2 separate regions of the Homo sapiens genome follow, and region 1 is linked to region 2. Evidence: chromatin contacts called from ENCODE Hi-C or POLR2A ChIA-PET data. All regions are on one chromosome and are shown on one strand. The core of a region is the stretch at or near the end of the contact, and the rest is flanking DNA. Distances in the headings are between cores, read along the strand shown. Region 1 has its middle 74 kb from the start of PIRAT1. Region 2 overlaps LOC107985869 (a long non-coding RNA gene).

The links. A loop is a pair of places that touch in the nucleus more often than their neighbours do. ChIA-PET counts read pairs that join two places held with the same protein, here RNA polymerase II (POLR2A). Pooled maps may share reads with other maps.
Region 1: a loop to region 2 is called in a map of PC-3, with 7 times the contacts of the local background. The contact joins two enhancer-like sites. A Hi-C loop is called at or near these places in 6 of 168 maps with a recorded cell type or tissue (Caco-2, Calu3, IMR-90 and 3 more), 1 of 37 single-sample maps with no recorded cell type and 2 of 50 pooled maps. POLR2A ChIA-PET finds 5 or more read pairs at or near these places in 5 of 52 experiments (A549, AG04449, AG04450 and 2 more).

Annotation. Positions count from the first base shown.
Region 1 is chr2:37,798,866-37,805,681 of GRCh38, forward strand. No RefSeq gene overlaps it. Among named protein-coding and RNA genes, the nearest start is that of PIRAT1, 74 kb to the right of the region's middle. Within about 2 kb of position 3,671, at least 3 of the 41 ENCODE cell types and tissues checked have a DNase peak (open chromatin) inside an H3K27ac peak, as active enhancers do; they include PC-3 and PC-9, where a contact is called at or near this core.
Region 2 is chr2:37,763,802-37,770,885 of GRCh38, forward strand. The region is part of intron 2 of LOC107985869 (a long non-coding RNA gene); the gene reads left to right. Among named protein-coding and RNA genes, the nearest start is that of CDC42EP3, 96 kb to the left of the region's middle. Within about 2 kb of position 4,835, at least 10 of the 41 ENCODE cell types and tissues checked have a DNase peak (open chromatin) inside an H3K27ac peak, as active enhancers do; they include PC-3 and PC-9, where a contact is called at or near this core.

The sequences.
Region 1 (6,816 bases), core at 2,421-4,920, 34 kb after region 2:
GGGTCTAGGCTTCTCAATGGGGAAAAGGTATGGGAACTTCTTCTCTTAACTGAGATTTCTTCTCCCAAATTCCTGAAATTAAACACACCTCACCTTAGGGATTTGTTTATCTTCAAAGACTCCCAGTTGGGTTCAATTTTTTATACTTCTAGTAACATAACATAGCTGTTTCTCATGAGAACCTATGGCCCTGACATTGTGCCATTACAAAGGTTTCTTTTAAAAGGTGAACATACAAGGTGCCATGCTTAGATTGCTTCTCCCTAAACAGTAGGTTTTTACAAATATTTTTTCTATATCCTCTATTTTTTTCTATAACTACAGAGGTACAGAAAGGTGGCAAGGGGGAAAAAAGCCTCAGTTTACCCTGCTATGCTTACAACCCTAACAAACCTAACTACTACATTCCCTATTAGAAGCTAAATCTTGGAACTGCTCAAAAGAAACATGGAAATGAAAGTGAATTCATATAGGCCAAGATATCTCATTAGGGAAGAAAAAAGGCTATTGATAATGTAATAATCTCTATTTTTTTTATTTTTATTTATTTTATTTTTTTTTTTTTTGGAGCTGGAGTTGTGTTCTTGTCATCCAGGCTGGAGTGCAATGGTGCAATCTTGGCTCACTGCAACCTCCGCCTCCTGGGTTCAAGCGATTCTCCTGCCTCAGCCTCCTGAGTAGCTGGGATTACAAGCACTGCCACCATGCCCAGCTAATTTTTGTATTTTTAGTAGAGACGGGGTTTCGCCACATTGGCCAGGCTAGTCTCAAACTCCTGATCTCAGGTGATCCACCCACCTTGGCCTCCCAAAGTGCTGGGATTACAGGTGTGAGCCACCGCTCCTGGCCTCTAATTTTATTTATCTAACAAAGGATACTTTACTGTATTAGGATACTTGGCTATTGAATATAATGCTGTCCTATTCCATATATATTTCCCAAATATCTATTTGTGTGTATGTGTGTGTGTGTGTGTGTGTGTGTGTGTGTCTGTGTGTATCTCCATATAAAATTGTTCTATATATATTTTCCTTCTACTCCTAGATGACAAAGTTCTTATGGGCAGGGACCAGATCTTACATTTCTTTTGTACCTCCATGGGCCACTTCCCTTCAAAAAAGTATTTTTTGAGAGCGGATTCTGCACCAGTGGATTGGAGAGGTGTCTCTGAGCTCTGTTATCCTGACCATAGCTGCTTGAACCAGGGGTCAGCACCCAACCCCCAAACAGCCATCTATAGGTTGGCCAGCATCAAAGAAAAGTTGGCTTCATGAGACAGCTTTGCCCCCACCTGGGTGGTGATAGATCAAAAGATCAGCTTGTTTCTTAAAGAGAGTTTAAACAATAGATACAGGATCTTGTCATTAAGTGTTTTCTGATATAAAAATACTCCCTTGGGTAATTGGTGGCAGCAGGGGAGAGAGAAATTGACTCACAAAAACAGACATGTCTGAGGGAATAGCCACTGATGTTGCTGAGTTACTGACCTTTCTGCCCAATGACCAAAACTAACACTGTTTGCTAAAGGATGTTCCAGTGGCCACAAGGCTTAGCAGGGCAGCTGCTGGGACAGTTTTGCCAATTCCTGTCTTTCTCATGTGTCATTATATTGAACATCCTTTATTGGAGTTGATTGGGATGTTTCTGTTTCTTGTATTCCGAAGGAACTAACTGACAGGGTGCCCAGTGCTAGGAGATATAGAAGAGCTTGTGGTCTCTATTCAAAGAGACGGATTTGTGAGTGGAAATGTCATTAAGTGGAATGTTTTAATTTTCTGTGGCTGCTGTAGTAAATTACCACAAACTTGGTGACTAAACCAGTGCAAATTTATTCTCTTACAGTTTTGGAGGTCAGAAATCTCAGAGCAGTTTCACTGGGCTAAAGTCAAAGTGTTAGCAGGGCTGATTTACTCTGGAGGTTCTAGAGGAGAATCCATTTCCTTGCCTTTTCTAGCTTCTGAAGTTTGCCTGCCTTCCTTGGCCTGTGACCTTTTCCCTGCATCACTCCAACCTTCTGTTTCCATCATCACATCTTCTACTTCCGTGTGACATGGGCTTCTCCTGTGTTCCTCTTATAAGGACCACTATGATGACATTGGGCCCACTAGGATAATCCAGAAGAATCTTCCCAGGTCAATCAATATCCTTAACTTGGTTGCATCTACACAGCCCCCTTTGCCACATCAGGTAACATTGACAGGTTCTGGGGATAAGAACATGGACATCTTGGTGGATATTATTCAGCTTATTTCAGGGAGCACATCCTGTGAATGATATAAACAGAGGTCTGTGGAGTCTCCACGAGGGGCAACTGGACCAGGGGAGAGAAGGTCAAACACATAAAAAGGTTCTCAATGAAGCCTCTCTTAATCATAAAAAAGTTTTCCTCTCCCCCTACTCTCTAATCTGTCTATCATCTTAGGATTCCAAGAGAGATATGAGTGTAAAGATCTGCCAAATACATCACTCAGTGTTCCCCATCCCATCCTGATCAAAGTTAATGAACTTGCCCCTTTCTCAAAATAGAACTTGGGAAATTGTCCCACTAGTCCACTTCCCCCAAACAAGGGAGTGCAATGATGTAGAACTGGAGTCATAGATGGGAGTAAGATTGCTTTGCTCAGAGATGACAGGAGTTGAGATGGGCAGAGACACAAGGTGGTGTTTCTTCGACAAACTCCCAGGTGTGCGGGTTCCTGACTGTGAGTGAAGGACTGTGATTTGAATAAGGGCTGGGGTGTGTATCTGAAGAAAATGGTGAGGCATTTATCACTTAGATTTGGGGGAGGAGATTAAAATACAATAACTAGATAGTCATTAAAAATTATTCCAGACACCCAAAAATTGATATGGGGGAGTTCTATTAGGAAAACAGGCTTCATTTACTGGAAAATGGGGAGGTTAATTAAGAAGTAAGAGTGTTTATAAGTAGGATGTTCAGAGGAAGTGCTGATGTTGTCCTTGTCATTAAATGTTTTCTGATATAAAAATACTCCCTTGGTACTTACGAAGAAGGCTGATTTTCATTATTAGACATTCACTTATTCATTGTAAAATAAAAGCGTGTGTGTATGTGTGTGTGCATGCATATGTATTTCCAATCAAAAGTCAGGAGCGCGGACTATATTATATAGAACCCAGAGATTCAAAGGCCTGATTATGAATGGATAGTTACACGGATAGATTAATGATGGATGGATGGAAGAAGTGTGGTTCATCTGTCATGACTGGTGCCTCTAGCTCTAAGATGTCTGACTTTGAATCCAGAGGAAGAAGTGGGATCACTGGGGTTAGGGGAGTATCCTTTAAAAGTTTTGCAAAAAACATTTGCAGTCACTTTTGGTTTATCTCTGCCGGTTGGATTTAGTTTTCCTGAAGCCCCTTGGGGCAGGGCCATCTATGACTTATGCTCCGGGCAATGGAATGTGGCTTTTTCTTCCCTTTCACCCAGGAGCTCTCAAGCTGCCTCTTTGCTTCCTTCTCTACCTATCTGCATGGATTTTAAGCTTATCTGGATACTCATTGTGAATACTCATGAGGGCTAATTTCACTGCATTGCTCCACAAAAGAGTTCCTGGATTCCATATTCTGGAATAATTTAGCAGACTTCAGGATGAATCAAAAGAAGCCAGTCACAGAAAAATGTCCATCAACCTTTTAGTTTAATCATCCCTTATGCCTTAAGGGTATGTTGTAACACAGCTGGCCTAGACAGCCTCTCTCCTGCTCCCCTGGCTCTACGGGTTTTCCTCTGGCCCAGCCCACCTGTCCAGGCTCACCTCTTGCCCCATTCCCACTTTGCAGCCTACATTGAAGCCAAATCAAACTATTCACAGCTGCCCTGGCGCTCTGGACTATGTCAAGTACCCTTGACTTTGCTCATGTAGCTGGAGGGTTCTTTCCTCTTCCTCCACATCTCCCCATGTTCCCTTCTCTTTCCCCATCAATCTTTAAAGACTCACAAATCCAAAATATTCTACTCTAAAAAAGCTTTCATTGACAGTTTTCCTCCACCTCCACCCATTACCAAGTACTTTCTCCTATACATACTTCTATTACAGCAATGATAATACTGCAAATACATTCACAAGAAGGAAAAAAAAATCTCAAGCCAATTAGCAAGTGACTAGAGTCTGAGGGAAGTCCACAGTGGAGATGAGTAAGAGGCCTTGTAATGCAGAAGAGCCAAACAGGGATTAAGGGATAATGCTGTAAAAAAGCAAAATAAATAACCAGGGCAGGCTCTGTTGAATCTTACAGAGATGGCCTTCTAGGTTAAACATTTTTTGAAGTACAGACATGCAATGCTTAACAAGGAGGATATGTTCTGAGAAATGCATTGTTAGATGATTTAATCATTGTGTAAACACCATAGAGGGTACTTGCATGTACTGAATGTACTGAATACTGTAGGCAGTTGTAATGCAATGATAAGCATTCATATATCTAAACATGGAAAAGTACAGTAAAAATACAGTATTTTTTACTGGGACAACCTTCCAATATGCAGTCTTTTGTTGACCAAAATGGTGTTATGTGGCTAATGAATGCCCACTTAACTGGAAAATACAAATATTCCAGGACTGAAAAAACTATGTCTCTGAGAACCTCTTTCCCTCCTCTACCATATATAGGTCCTCAGGGATGCACTCAGAGCTTTGGCTAAGGAAAGGGGTGCTTACCAGGGTGGCCACATGCATCCTGGACATCAAAGGGATGACATTGGTCACAGCCAGTTGCCTCGTTCCCAAAGATTCCAGAAGGACATTGGCATTGTGGCAAAAGAGCAGCAATGCCAGTGTTCCCACTGGGCATGTCAAGTTGATTTAGAATTAGGCTGAGGAAAGGGGACACTTCGGCCTAGTCCAGGAGACCATGGGGTGTTATTTCCTAGCTTGTTCTTAATTTCTCAGCTGAAGGTAGTGTAATAGACACTGATTATTTGTGGCCACCTAATATCTCTGAACTCCCTCCTCTTTTTCTTTTGTGTAACAGCTTTATTGAGATGTAATTCACATACCACACAATTCACCCATATAAAGTGTACAATGCAATGGCTTTTAGTATATTCACAAAATTTTGCAACCATTACATCAATCAATATTTTCATTATCCCAAAAGGAAATCTTTTTTTTTTATTACACTTTAAGTTTTAGGGTACATGGGCACAATGTGCAGGTTTGTTACATATGTATACATGTGCCATGCTGGTGTGCTGCACCCATTAACTCGTCATTTAACATTAGGTGTATCTCCTAATGCTATCCTTCCTCCTTCCCCTGACCCCACAACAGGCCCCGGATTGTGATGTTCCCCTTCCTGTGTCCATGTATTCTCATTGTTCAATTCCCACCTATGAGTGAGAACATGCGGTGTTTGGTTTTTTGTCCTTGCAATAGTTTGCTGAGAATCATGGTTTCCAGTTTCATCCATGTCCCTACAAAGGACATGAACTCATCAGTTTTTATGGCTGCATAGTATTCCATGGTGTATATGTGCCACATTTTCTTAATCCAGTCTATCGTTGTTGGACATTTGGGTTGGTTCCAAGTCTTTGCTATTGTGAATAGTGCCGCAATAAACATACGTGTGCATGTGTCTTTATAGCAGCATGATTTATAATCCTTTGGGTATATACCCAGTAATGGGATGGCTGGGCGAAATGGTATTTCTAGTTCTAGATCCCTGAGGAATCAACCACACTGACTTCCACAATGGTTGAACTAGTTTACAGTCCCACCAACAATGTAAAAGTGTTCTTATTTCTCCACATCCTCTCCAGCACCTGTTGTTTCCTGACTTTTTAATGATCGCCATTCTAACTGGTGTGAGATGGTGTCTCATTGTGGTTTTGATTTGCATTTCTCTGATGGCCAGTGATGATGAGCATTTTTTCATGTGTCTTTTGGTTGCATAAATGTCTTCTTTTGAGAAGTATCTGTTCATGTCCTTTGCCCACTTTTTGATGGGGTTGTTTGTTTTTTCTTGTAAATTTGTTTGAGTTCATTGTAGATTCTCGGTGTTAGCCCTTTGTCAGATGAGTAGGTGGCGAAAATTTTCTCCGATTTGGTAGGTTGCCTGTTCACCCTGATGGTGGTTTCTTTTGCTGTGCAGAAGGTCTTTAGTTTAATTAGATCCCGTTTGTCAATTTTGGCTTTTGTTGCCATTGCTTTTGGTGTTTTAGACACGAAGTCCTTGCCCATGCCTATGTCCTGAATGGTATTGCCTAGGTTTTCTTCTAGGGTTATTATGGTTTTAGGTCTAACATGTAAGTCTTTAATCCATCTTGAATTAATTTTTGTATAAGGTGTAAGGAAGGGATCCAGTTTCAGCTTTCTACATATGGCTAGCCAGTTTTCCCAGCACCATTTATTAAATAGGGAATCTTTTCCCCATTGCTTGTTTTTCTCAGGTTTGTCAAAGATCAGATGGTTGTAGATATGCGGCATCATTTCTGAGGGCTCTGTTCTGTTCCATTGATCTATATCTCTGGTTTGGTACCAGTACCATGCTGTTTTGGTTACTGTAGCCTTGTAGTATAATTTGAAGTCAGGCAGCGTGGTGCCTCCAGCTTTGTTCTTTTGGCTTAGGATTGACTTGGTGACACAGGCTCTTTTTTGCTTCCATACGAACTTTAAAGTAGTTTCTTCCAATTCTGTGAAGAAAGTCATTGGTAGCTTGATGGGGATGGCATTGAATCTATAAATTACCTTGGGCAGTATGGCCATTTTCACGATATTGATTCTTCCTACCCATGAGCATGGAATGTTCTTCCATTTGTTTGTGTCCTCTTTTATTTCATTGAGCAGTGGTTTG
Region 2 (7,084 bases), core at 3,585-6,084:
TACATATTATCATAAAAAAAAGATTATAAGGAAAAAGACATGAATGATAGGTAAGGAATATTCAACAAATATATAATTGGTGTTTGCAAAGAAGAAATGAACAAAAGAAACAGAAAATATGTTCAAGAAATAGGAAAAACAATCCCAGAACAAATGCTTAAATCTGCAGTGAGAGAATAATGCTCTAATGAAAACTTACTTGAGTGACCAATACCAGTACATAAAAATAATATGGATAACCAGCCCTGAATCTAGGCTGGTCTCATGGCTTGCTTTGACCCATAGCATGTGGTGAAAATTATTTCATGGCAGCCCTGAGCTTACAGCCCGAAGAGGCCTTGCATACTTTCACTCCCTTTCTCACAGCCCTGCTACCATTTTGTGAACAAGCCTGGGCCATCCTGCTGGAGTATGAGAGATCGCAGGGCCAAGTCACCCCCACTGTCCCTGCCAAGAGATAATCAACTACCACATGAGTGAGGTGATTCTAGGCCAGTCAAGCTCCAGTTGACCCATGTCCTAACTCATTCACCCAAGATCAGCCAAGCCATATCAGCAGGACCACCCCTACAGACCTGCAGGTCTGCAGCAATGATTAATGGTGTTTGTTTTCAGCCACAGTGTTTTGGGGGTGATTTATAAGTCAACACAAGCTAAGTATGATGAATGTCTAAATGTTTTTCACAATCTTTTTCTTGGCTTTAGAGAGATGTTAGAAAATAAAGTCTTCTGTGAAGAAAAATTTACCTGAAATCCAGCGTATCCAATTATATTTTAGTTTCTTTTTCTTCTGTTAAAGGAAACTTACATTTAATACCTTTTATTTAAAATCACATTTCATATGTCTAATGGCTGCTTTTATTATAAAAATGGATTCTATTTCATCAAAATTCTACCTTTTTATTTTCTAAACTGTATGGATGTATAAACAGATGTGCAGGACAATTTTTATCCAATGTTAATAGCTGCTCTTTCATTGGCAGCAAGAGTTTGTATAATTTTTCTGTTGCTCTTTGTAGTTTTCTGTGTGGCTTGAATTTATTGTAATGGGCATGTATCAACTTTGTAAAAACAGTTGAGTCATTCTTTTAAAAGAGCTCGACAGACAGAAAGGAAGTGCTCAGAAAAGGCTGCGTGCATGTTGAAAGGATGTAAGAGCAACATGGGATCCTGGATTGGCTCCTGTGTCAGAAAATGGACATTAGTGGAAAAACTTGCAAAATTTGAATAAGATCTTTGATTATTAGTATTGGGTTAATGTTAAAGCAGATTTGATCATTGTACTGTGGTGGGTCATGAAAGATGCTCATAATAGAAGTTGAGTGAAGGGTGAGAGGGAACTCTCTATACTATTTTGGCAACTGAGTCTAAAATTATTTCAAAATATAGTTGAAAAGAAGGGATAAGACTGTACTTAATTGTATAAATAAAAAGTCCCACTTTGATCTATCTTACTTTTGAAATGGAAAACCTATCATTCTTTGTTAAAGAAAGGGGGAACAGTTAAAAGATAGCCAGTAACTAATGCACATAGTAAATAAAAATTGCTATTAAGTATAAGCTGACTTCGATTCATAGTTTTAGAGTTTCAGGATATTCTGGGAAAGAAATTTGCTGATGTAAATGTATAATGTCAGCAATATACTATCACTGCTGTTATTAATATTTTGATAATGTTTGGTCTGTCAAGGACCAAAGCAATTCTGTATTCTATACAAGCAGCTTGTATACATTTTATACTTCTAAAGTAATTATTAATATATTTTCAGTTTAATTTAAAGATTGTTATTTACTTTGACCAGAGGAATAATTTAGGAATCAGAACAGTAGTTTACATCTCCAAGTTAGCAAAATGTGACAGATACATAATCTGTATTGGAAGTGATTTAAGCCTGGTATTTGTGATTCATCAAAGGAAAGCCCATTTGGTCTAGGTTGAAATAGTTTCCTTAGATGAGGAGTACTCTCCTTTTTATCAGTTATAGTATTCTTCACATCCATTTTGGTTCCAGGACTAAATGACATCCACGCCACACCGTGTATCAAAACACTCTATAACACATTTTTAAAAACCTCTAATACATTCTGATTGTTTTATAAAAGAGCTATCTTTTAAAAGAGCAGACCAAGTTCATGACAGAGAAGTTCTCTGGTGCATTCTGAAGCAAATAGAAAGAAAACAACAAAAATCTTAGAAAACTCGTAACTGACAAAATCAACTGCATTTGTTTTAGTTTGGAAACAGCACCAGCACCAGTTTCTTTCTTCTAAAAGAGTAAGAATTCACAGCAAGAATATTATTTTTGTTTACAAGAATTGTGTCTGAACCCTCTAAAATACGACTGTCAAGTCAAATGTCAAGAATGTTAATTAGTGAAAGGAAGGGGAGGAGTTGACGGGAGGCAGGCCGTCAGCACCAGCTCACTCTGTAAACAGAGCTGTGTCTTGAATTCCACAGCAATGGCATGGAGGCATTCTTTGAAAAGAGGAGATAATAGATGATGAAGTATCTAGCAAAAAAGATATGAAAAGCTTCTGTCCAAACACTGTTTATCAAACAAATATACTCTGATTGTAAACTGCCTAAAACTTGAGTTTCAGTTTGTTTAGCTCACCAGCATGTGAGTGTGTATATTCACTATTTGAGTTTTATTTCAGTTCTTCTCATTGAGGTCATTCCTTGTTTGAATTAGCTCATGCCCTCTGTTCAGAGGATCTCTTCAAAGTAGATTACAAGATTCAGAGATATTTTTTAAGTCCATTGATAAGTTCTCCAATTCTAAATATTCCACTGTTTAACCATCGGCCCATTAGCCCAGGCACAAAACAGGGAAGAAAGATACACCCGCATTAAAAACCAACAGGTTTTTTATTTCCTCAATGCTCCTGTGTCTTACCCTATTTAGAAATCATATGGCATATGCAAATAGATGTGGATAGGTTTGACAATTAAGTTATTATTTTATTTTTCTTTTAGACCTAGAGTTTAACCAAAACCATCGCTTCCATGCAACATCGCCCCAAATTCAACAGAGTGGGACTTGGCAGACAAGTTTTAATTATAGACCTTGCATCTATCTTGTGTCCATCAATATCATGGTTAACTTGGAAGTTAAAGAGGCATTTTGCAACATCACAGGTCTCTTCTCAACTCATTTAAAATTAATCCCAGTTAAAATAAAAAACACAAATCAAACAGGGCATTTTTCATATTCATTTTGTAGGTGCACTGTCAGAATTATAAATCAGCTTTGCCTAAGGAGTAAAATGAAACACACCCAAATGTAGTATTTTTAGGAAAAAATGTCTGGAAATGAGTGCATATGTTACTATGAATTTTTGTTAAAGATAAGCAAAACTCTAATATGCTAAAATTTATTGACTGGACAAAAATCTCCTCCACAGATGCAATTATTCACATACTCATTGGTCAAATATTTAGTGCATGCCTTGAGGATACACCACAAATCAACCCCTTCTCTGCTCCTCTTCCCCAGTCTCCAAAATCTACCTCCTACCTCCAACCCCACACTCACATGGAATTGCAAATAGCTTGATTGGATAAGCATGGACATCAGAGAAAACTCTCTGATACATTTTTGACACTTGCTAATAAAAGTATGTTGGGTGTTTTTCTTTCTACCTAAGGATGTTCCACCCATCATGGAGGGAAAATGGGGCTAAGAGAAGCCTGCCTCAGCTGGTGGGGTCATATCCACTCACAGATGTTAAGGAGTCTCCATGACAATGAGGACTTGAGGTGGGGAAGAAGAGACCCAGATATCTGCTTTGCCTTCTGTTCAAAAGCCAAGTGTCTGATTTTTCAAGTCTAGGGCTTTAAAACAAAAATCTCATTTGCAACATGCAGTCAGCAGCGGGGTGCCAAGCTCAGGACCTACCCCAAGGGGCTAGCAGCACTGTAGCCTCTGAGACCACCGTGCCACCTGGCTGTGCATTCAGATGTCATCCCTCCCCTCAGCAGGGCCAGGCTGACCACCAGACCGGCTGTAGAACCAGTTATTTGTACACCATGTTTGAAATGGACCTCAGAAATGGTACATTTGGTGAAAGTCAGGGTGTTCATAGAATTTATTATCCAAACTGGACATTTTTGAAAGAGAGAACTATTAATAATCATGCCAGGTCAACAGGCATGAGTGGAGCATGCCCCACAAAGACTTGGACACATGGCCATACCTGTATTTTTCTGTTTAGCAATTTGCAATTACTGCACACTTGAAGCATGTGTAGCTTCCCTGAGGCTCCACCTCTAGGGTTATACTGCCTGGAAATGTATTTTGGGGAAAAACAAACTTGTTGAAGAAAATGTCCTCACAAATGTGTAGCAATAACTCTAGGGGAAGTCACATTCCCACTTGTCTTGCCCATTGTGGTTAGAGGAGATTCTAGAATTAGAAAAGAAACCAAAAAATGAAAGATCTGCTCTAAGGGCTTAATTTTGCCCTTCAGGAAACAAACATACAGAGTGGCCCGTGGGTTCTTTAAAAATGTTCCCCATCAATCTTCCACCTCCTGTTCCTTCAACTGCCTCTATCTTATTTCACTTTTTGAAAAAAGTTGTTTTATCTCTGGCCTAGAAACTTTGGTACAGTTTGTCAATATCAGGAAGTCCATTAAGTAAGATTGCATATTATCCTTGCCAGAGCACGGCTGGCTGTCCAGCAGACATCATTTTATGTTTTTGTCTTTCTTTATTTGAAATACCTTTGATGTATCATCTCAGACAAAAAATGTAGTTGTTCAACAGCTCAGGGAAGAAAGCCTGAGCTTGCCACAGGAGGAGACAGGGCTAAGGCTGGGGAGTTGGGGGGAGTGTAAATAAAGTAGAGGACTGGGCAGAGCTACAAGAAATATTTAGCATTCCTGGCTTCCCACAAAGGGTAGGTCAAGGAGAGGGAATGAGCAGTTGGGATGGAGCGTACACCACAACTATTCTTTTTCGGTCCTAATCCAGTCCACTGTGACACATAAATGTCCCCAGTGGGCAGACCCCGAGTTTATTGTGTTGTGTGGCAAATGCTGAGTAATTACACACGATGCCTGTCTATATGCAGGATGGGGTCAAACTCTGTGGCAAAGACACAGCTGCTGGTTTCATGGCTGTGTGACAAATCCACTTTTGCTAACAATCGTCAAAGCCATATTCATAACACTATGTGTTTAAGGGATTGAGCACTAAAAGTCCGCTTCCACAGGCCCCTGTCAAAACAAAGTCCACTTCTTTACAGTGTGCCCACAGGCTGTCTGTGTCAAAAACCTGGTGTCACTTTTTGGAGTGGGATCTTGGAAGAGGAGCCATGCTCACTGTTGTTTGCCTGGATAGTGAATTGAAGATGGGGCTCTCTTTTCTTGAAACTCTCGGCGGGGTGGGGGGGGAAAGAAACGCGCCTTAGCATCCAAAATAAAGACAACCACACATACACCAAAACAGAAACAGCCATTTTGTTTTTAAAAGATCTGGTCATTGACAGGCTTTCTTTCTGCCCCGCCACTATGGTCTTCTCGGGTTAATTCATCTCCTGCTGCTGCAGGATCTATAAAATACTGTATTGAGATGACTTCAGTAGGTTTCCAACAGTGGGATTTTCCAGCTACTGGAAATACCCAAGGCCAGTGTAAACTCATTTGTTTTTCTTAATTTGAGCCTTAATTGCAGAGCCTACTTTTTGCTGGATGCTAATCCTCTCAAGCACTTCTGAGGCAAACACTCTAGGAGAGGATGTGGACAGAAGTACCCACGGAAAAGGGGACACTGTGACAAAGGGGTCAGCAGGTGAACAAATGTCACATATACCTCCTCTGTGTCATGCGGATGAGCAGGTTCCAGGTGATGAAAGTGAGAAGGTGCCTCCCATTGCAGGGCCCTAGCAACATAATGCTGTTCAGAATGCTCTTAATACAGAAGTGCCTATATTAGTCAGTGTTCTCCAGAGAAAAGGAACTACTGGGAGAGAGAGAGATTAGAAGGAATTGGCTCACACAATTATGGAGGCTGGCAAAGCCCAAGATTTGTAGGGTGAGTTGACAAGCTGGAGACCCAGGAGAGCCAATGGTGTAGTTACAGTATGAAGGCGGGCAGGCTTGAGGTACAGGTACACTTCAAGTCCAAAGGCAGCAAACAACTAATTTTTCCTTCTAGTTCAAAGGTCATCAGGCAGAATAGTTTCTATCATGTTTAGAGGAGGGTCAGCCTTTTTGCTCTATTTGGACCTTCATCTGATTGGATGGGGTCCACCTACATATGGTGGGCAATCTGCTTTCCTCAGTCTACTGATTCAAATGTTAAATATCATCCAAAAATATCCTCACATAAACATCCAGTATAATGTTTGACAAAATATTTGGGCACCATGTGACCCAGGCAAGTAGACACATAAAAAATAATCATGGCAGCACCTGGCCATGAAATGATAAAACCGAGCTTCAAATCTAGCTCTGTCTGACTCCAAAACCCATATCCTTTCTACCACTGTAGTGACCGATTTTGTTCTCAGGAAACTTAATTGTTCTTAAGGAGGTAAGATTTATAAACATTAAAAACTCTGCTTAAGAAAGGTATGTGAGGCCAGGTGCGGTGGCTCACATCTGTAATCCCAGCACTTTGGGAGGCCGAGATGGGCAGATCACCTGAGGTCAGGAGTTTGAAACCCTCCTGGCCAACATGGAGAAACCCCATCTCTACTAAAAATACAAAAACAAGCCGGGCGTCGTGGCAGAGGCCTGTAATCCCAGCTACTCGGGAGGCTAAGGCAGGAGAATCACTTGAACCCGGGAGGTGGAGGTTGCAGTGAGCCAAGATCATGCCATTGCACTCCAGCCTGGGTGACAAGAGCGAGACTTCATCTCAAAAAAAAAAAAAAAAAAAAAGGTATGTGACATAATGTGTTACATTATGATAAATGATCAATCATATTAATCAGATAATTGACCCATCAGCTGTAAAGTGTGAACCATGTTTACACCCAAGTTTTATTCCCAGTGGTGTAAATGTCCTTTTTTCACTATTTCTTGAGTAGGATACCAAGTGTAACACACACTGGAGTGTCTTTCAACTCCACAAGGA